2 separate regions of the Homo sapiens genome follow, and region 1 is linked to region 2. A link is an interaction called in ENCODE POLR2A ChIA-PET data of the cell type or tissue named here. Cell type or tissue: HepG2. All regions are shown on one strand. Each heading gives the region's core, and the rest is flanking DNA. Links, peaks and the distances in the headings are about the cores only. Region 1 has its middle 150 kb from the start of SAMSN1-AS1. Region 2 overlaps LINC02920 (long intergenic non-protein coding RNA 2920).

Evidence for each region. ChIA-PET counts read pairs that join two places held together with the same protein. Peaks named below come from ENCODE experiments on the same cell type or tissue, not always from the same donor. Only the 100,000 strongest peaks of a DNase experiment are listed, where the experiment ranks them.
Region 1: POLR2A ChIA-PET joins it to region 2 with 6 read pairs; 2 of 35 experiments call an interaction of 5 or more read pairs at or near these places.

The regions. Positions count from the first base shown.
Region 1 is chr21:14,731,473-14,734,399 of GRCh38, reverse strand. No RefSeq gene overlaps it. Among named protein-coding and RNA genes, the nearest start is that of SAMSN1-AS1, 150 kb to the right of the region's middle. In HepG2, for the core only: no CTCF peak of the experiment used is centred there; no DNase peak of the experiment used is centred there.
Region 2 is chr21:15,067,367-15,070,293 of GRCh38, reverse strand. It overlaps LINC02920 (long intergenic non-protein coding RNA 2920), which reads right to left. Exons shown (of 2, transcript NR_186411.1): 2 at 2,457-2,759. Among named protein-coding and RNA genes, the nearest start is that of LINC02920, 1.8 kb to the right of the region's middle. In HepG2, for the core only: no CTCF peak of the experiment used is centred there; a DNase peak (open chromatin) is centred at 1,733.

The sequences.
Region 1 (2,927 bases), core at 171-2,670, 340 kb after region 2:
CTGACTCAAACTATGTTAAAAAAAAAAAAAAGAAGAAGTTGTCAAGATACACAGTGACTCACAGACCCCAAGAACAGAAATTTATCTGGGACCAGGAATAATGAAAACCTGGTACACAAATGTCATCAAGACTCTTGACTCTGCTCTCTGAGCATCTGTTCACTTGATATTTGTATGAGAGTGATGATTATGTCCTCTTTTAAAAATTACCCTTTAATAGTTTTGAAGTTTCCACCAAGATGCCCAAAATTCATGTGACATAGCCTGGTAAGCCACATTGCTGGAGAGGTGCACCTCATAGGCAGCCTAAGCCCAGACACCTCTCTTCTTGACTCCCAGAAGTGAATCACAATCCGCAATAGAACTATACATTTACTTAACCTCTGTTTCTGTAATTCTTTTTCCTTTCTAATGATCTCGTGTTTTGTTTTTGTTTCTGGTTTGTGCATGGCCAATGAGTTATGCACTGGTGGTAGTGATAATTGGGAATTTGTTTTTATGGTCTGATTATTTGTGGTCTCTGTAGATGGTAGATAGAGATATATTCTCTGTTGGGTAAGAGACAAGAGGTAAACTCGTTTACTAATGTTTTTGCTTGTTTGTTAACTTGTTTATTTTTGTGCTTAGAATACTTAAGAATTTTGTGCTCACTAGAAAGGAGTGCAGCTATTTGATATCTGGACTGAGATTTTTGTGTTTCTCTGTTTACAGTTGACCTGTGGCTAAAGTTTTAAATCTGAAACTATACACTCTTGGTGACTCTGTATGTTTATGCTTCTATAATTCAGAAAAAACTTTAACTGTAAACTATCTTCTTGGCTGGGCGTGGTGGCTCATGCCTGTAATCCCAGCATTTTGGGAGGCTGAGGCAGGCGGATCACGAGATCAGGAGATCGAGACCTTCCTGGCTAACACGGTGAAACCCCGTCTCTACTAAAAATACAAAAAATTAGCCAGGGGCGGTGGCGGGTGCCTGTAGTCCCAGCTACTCGGGAGGCTGAGGCAGGAGAATGGCATGAACCCAGGAGGCAGAGCTTGCAGTGAGCTGAGATTTTGCCACTGCACTCCAGCCTGAGCGACAGAGCAAGACTCTGTTTCAAAAAAAAAAAAAAAAAAAAACTTCCTATCTTTAGATGATACTTAATTAGACTGCAAAGCCTCTAAAGTTATAGGAGCTGTATTCTGAGTAGATTAAAAATACATAAAAATGAATATTACTAAAATGTCTAGAAAAATAAAAAATAAACTTCTAATACTTTAAATGTGCTTGAATTAAAACATTCTTACGTGAGTTAACTTGGAAATGCTTTAAGAACTCCAATTTCTATAACAAAGGTAAATCTTTGGTAAATGAAACTAGATCTATAATTTTAGTTTACTAGCAACAGCAGTCTTCTCCTTTTTATCAATGCTAATATATAAGCATGCATTTTATTCTATTTGGGTTTGTTTTTCTTAAACTTAACCAAGTTTACTGATCAAATAAGCTAACATTACTATTATATAATGTTTAATATTGTAAAAAGGACACATTTGTATATATTTAATTATTCTAACAAAGTTTTGTTTGAACAGTAATTGTGTTATAATATGCCAGCTGGAAGACAATACAATTTCCAAGCTCATGGACTGAGTGGATTGCATTAAATTGATTAAATTGGATTGATCTTTGTCCCTGTTAATGGACGTATTCATTTTTGTCTAATTAAGAAAGTGTAAACTGGGTGAGGTGGCTCATGTCTATAATCCCAGAACTTTGGAGGCTAAGACAGGAGGATCATTTGAGTCCAGGAATTTGAGATGAGCCTGGGCAACATAGGTAGACCCCATCTCTACAAAAATTAAAAAATTAGTTGTGCTTGGTGGTGCATGCATGTGGTCCTAGCTACTTAGGAGGCTGAGATGGAAGGATTGCTTGAGCCCAAGAGGTCGAGGCTACCGTGAGCCATGATTGAGCCACGTTACCACTGCACTCCAGCTTGGGTGACAGAGCAAGACCCTGGCTCCAAAAAAAAAAAAAAAAAAGAAAAGAAAAAAAAAGTATAAAATGTATTTGTGTGGCTGTTGAAAGACATATTCTGTGTGTCCATGAGCTTTGCTAATTGGCTAAAATACTTATGTATGACAGACACTTGGCTACCCTCGTTTTCTCTGTGAGAGTTTATTAAATGTTAAAATTAACACGAGTAACAGAAACTACCCTTGGAGCGATGATGACCCAAAATGAACTGTGTATGTATTTTGGAAGAAAAAAAGAATACTTTCGTTTTAAGGTAACAATTCTCAGGCTTTTGGAACCTATTGAGGAACTCAGAGAGCTTTTGCTTCTGTGAGCTATACATATCAATATTTATCATATTCAGAATTTAAACAAGTTTTAAACATTTATGGATTTATTTAAATATAGCCATGATGAATACATTGCATGCTAACATAAATATCTTAGTATTATTGTGAAATAAGTTTTTACTCATGAGCTTCCTGAGATCTGTCCTAAAGTAAAATGCCAATTTATTCCAGAATGTGAAAGAAGATAAATAATATTGAAATTTTAAAAGTGATTTTTTTAGGCCGAGTGCAGTGGCTCACATCTGTAATCCCAGTACTTCTGGGAGGCCGAGGCGGGCAGATCATGAGGTCAGGAGATCAAGACCATCCTGGCTAACATGGTGAAACCCCGTCTCTACTAAAAATACAAAAAAATTAGCTGGGTGTGGTGGCGGGCGCCTGTACTCCCAGCTACTCAGGAGGCTGAGGCAGGAGAATGGCATGAACCTGGGAGGCGAAGCTTGCAGTGAGCCGAGATCTCTCCACTGCACTCCAGCCTGGGTGACAGAGCAAGACTCCGTCTCAAAAAAAAAAAAAAAAAAAGAAAAGTGATTTTTTTCTTATAGTTCATAATACTTGAGTGTAAAACAAGCTATTAA
Region 2 (2,927 bases), core at 239-2,738:
TGAAAAGAAAAATTACACGAGATTTTCATGTTTCTTAAACTAATCTAAAACAGATAGGTCAGTGTCTATGTCTTCTTTTGAGAGCCAAACAATTATACAAATAGTAAGCATACATCATGCTTTCTTTGTATCTTTCTTCCCTTTAGAACCCTGAATTATTTGGAAAAACAGATGTGTTCTTCACTTTTCTTTAGTTGAAGTCTATCTAAATATATCTCTAAAAATAATAGGATCATGTTTTTACTGAATTGATTCATAACATGGTCCTATGTTTGTGAAATCCCTTAAAGGAAACTTTCATATGCATTTACGACAGGACTGCCTAATGAGAGCTGCATACGCCATTTCTACATAAAAGGAAAGATTTCATGTGATATTTACTCTCAATCATTTAGACATATCAAACTGACACATTATTAAAACTGACAGGTTTTCCTTGCTTCGTTGGGACTTCTTGGTTTTTCTAACCCTGTAACTATACTAGACATTTTCTTGTTTTGAGAAGGAATGAGACGGCATCAACCACATATGCATTTCATTAAAGTATCTGCCTTTTCCTTGCACAGGTTTGGCTACTTGTACACAATCATTCTCAGACTTTTTTTAAAAAGATACAGTTTTCAAGATTCATTTTAGTGTAGAAAATGAGTGCCCTGGATTTGCCAGTCTTCCACACTCAAATCCCAATGAAACCAAAAGGGCTCCAATCTCATTAGGGAAAGCTGCACAGTAACCTGCAGAGAGGGTGTCTAAGCATCTTCAAGTCAGCTCTTTAGACCTTTCTTGGTACTCAGGGAGCTGCAGCAAATCCTTACTGCAGCTTCAGGTAGGCGACTGCCTCAAACAAAGGTCAGGGTGGTTTTTGTCATCTACAAGTAACTGGGCATAAAAGAATTAGAGAGCAAAATCCTGGACTTCTACAGCTAGGAAGATGCTTGGCAGTAACTGCATAGAAGAGATAGCTTCATACTGTAGAGAGAATTTTTTTTAAAGCTTAGTCAACCCCAAATCTATAGCGTTTTATTTCTGCCATAAAGACAGTTTACATTTACAGTCCACCACCATAGTTAATAGAGATAGAAGTAGTTGTAACTACAGCATCGTTAATGAAGACACAGTACATAAAATGCAAACTTTGCTGATTCTCTAAATTGGCGTAAAAGTCTAAACACAAGAAGGTGGTCTTTATAACCTAGCATAATTCAACACTAATAATCGGCATAAGCTTTTAGAGTTAACAAGATTTAGATTTTCCTCTTAAGAAACTTTTCTTAAACTATATTATTAAATATTTCCTACATTCTCTGGAGCTGCACTACCTGATATGGTAGTTGTTAGCCACATGTGGCTGTTGAGCCCTGGAATAAGACTAGTCCAAATGAAGATGTGCTATAAATGTAAAAGACACACTGGATTTTGAAGACTGTAAAAGATTGTAAAATATCTAATTAATAATTCTGTATGTTGTATAGACATGAAATGGTAATTTTTGATGTATTGGGTTAAAGTGCATTATTATAATTAATTTTACCTGTTCCTCTGTACTTTTGAATATAACTACCAGAAAATTTAACATTCCTTATGTGGCTCACATTTGTGGTTCACTTTATGTTTTTATTGGTCAGTGCTGCTCCAGAGGCTAAGGGACTGTGGCTAATAAGGTAACTGCAGTGGGGTTCCATTTGTCTGTGATCTATTATATTACACATATTTCTCCCTACTCAGGTGTCATAGTTCACTCCATAGTGTAAATATGGGCTCAATACTTCTCAGTGCATATTTTTGTCTTCTCATACCTCTCTACTGTTGAACAGTCTATGTCCTCTCCTGAGAACCTCTTTTCCCACTTTGCCTACATGGCTAATTCTTTTAACCTTTTAATGGCCAGCGGAAGCATTATTTTCTCTGCAAAATGTTCTCTGAACTCCCTTACATCACAGCCAGGACCCCAAGAGAAAGATACATTCTGTCCTCTGGGGTATGACAGTATGTTGGCCAATATCTACTGAATGTCTATTGTCTGCTGGGCACAGGGATGGGTAGCTGGAAGTCCCCAAATGTGAATGAGAGGGATATGGACCCTGTGCCTGTACTGCTTGCATTCTACAGTGGGATACGGACAAGCAAATACCCACTAACAAAACGGTTTTTGAAAATGCTATAGAGGAGAGATTTAGAGAACACACCAAAGGCTACAGAACCAAAGGCTAGAGAACACACCCAGACTACATCTTTGTGGCGGAGAGGTATACTGAGACTGAACTAAAGGCATGTGATCCCACAGGAACCCTGGACGTAAAACAATAATTAGGTGTTTAAGTATATAAACCCAACAGCATTGTTTTCACATCACAAATGATTCAAATGAGACTTGACTTCAAAGTACAAATTACCAAATAGGCATTCTTATATTACATATAATGCCCTAGTATCCTTGCAATGACTCTGTTAGCCAGGAAATTTAGGTATTGATTTACTTAAAAAAACAAAGAACAACAACAAACAAGTCTCCACATAATTAGCATGATTAAGTGAAAATGAATTCCACAAGAGGTGTGCAATTTACTTAACACTCATGCCACTATCAAAAGAGTTCAGGATTTCAGTGATTGGATTTTTGTGGGGTTGAGAAAACAGAATAAGAAGAAGTAGTGAGCAGCTTTGGGAAGTCACCTAACATACAGCAGTGGACTTTTTAACAACAATGTTGGAGGGCTGGAATATTCTCGGCTTGCTGGGCAATCTCCATGGTCCAAAACCTGGTTAAGAAGTAAGAGGAATGTATTTAAAAGATAGACTTGAGTAGTCCAAATATCTTTCCCAAAGTCTATGCACTAAGGTGTGTGTGCGCCCTACTCCTTGGTGAGCCCATTAGTCCCTTACCCAGAACCTATTAAGTTTACTTTAGACAGAATTGTGACAAGTGA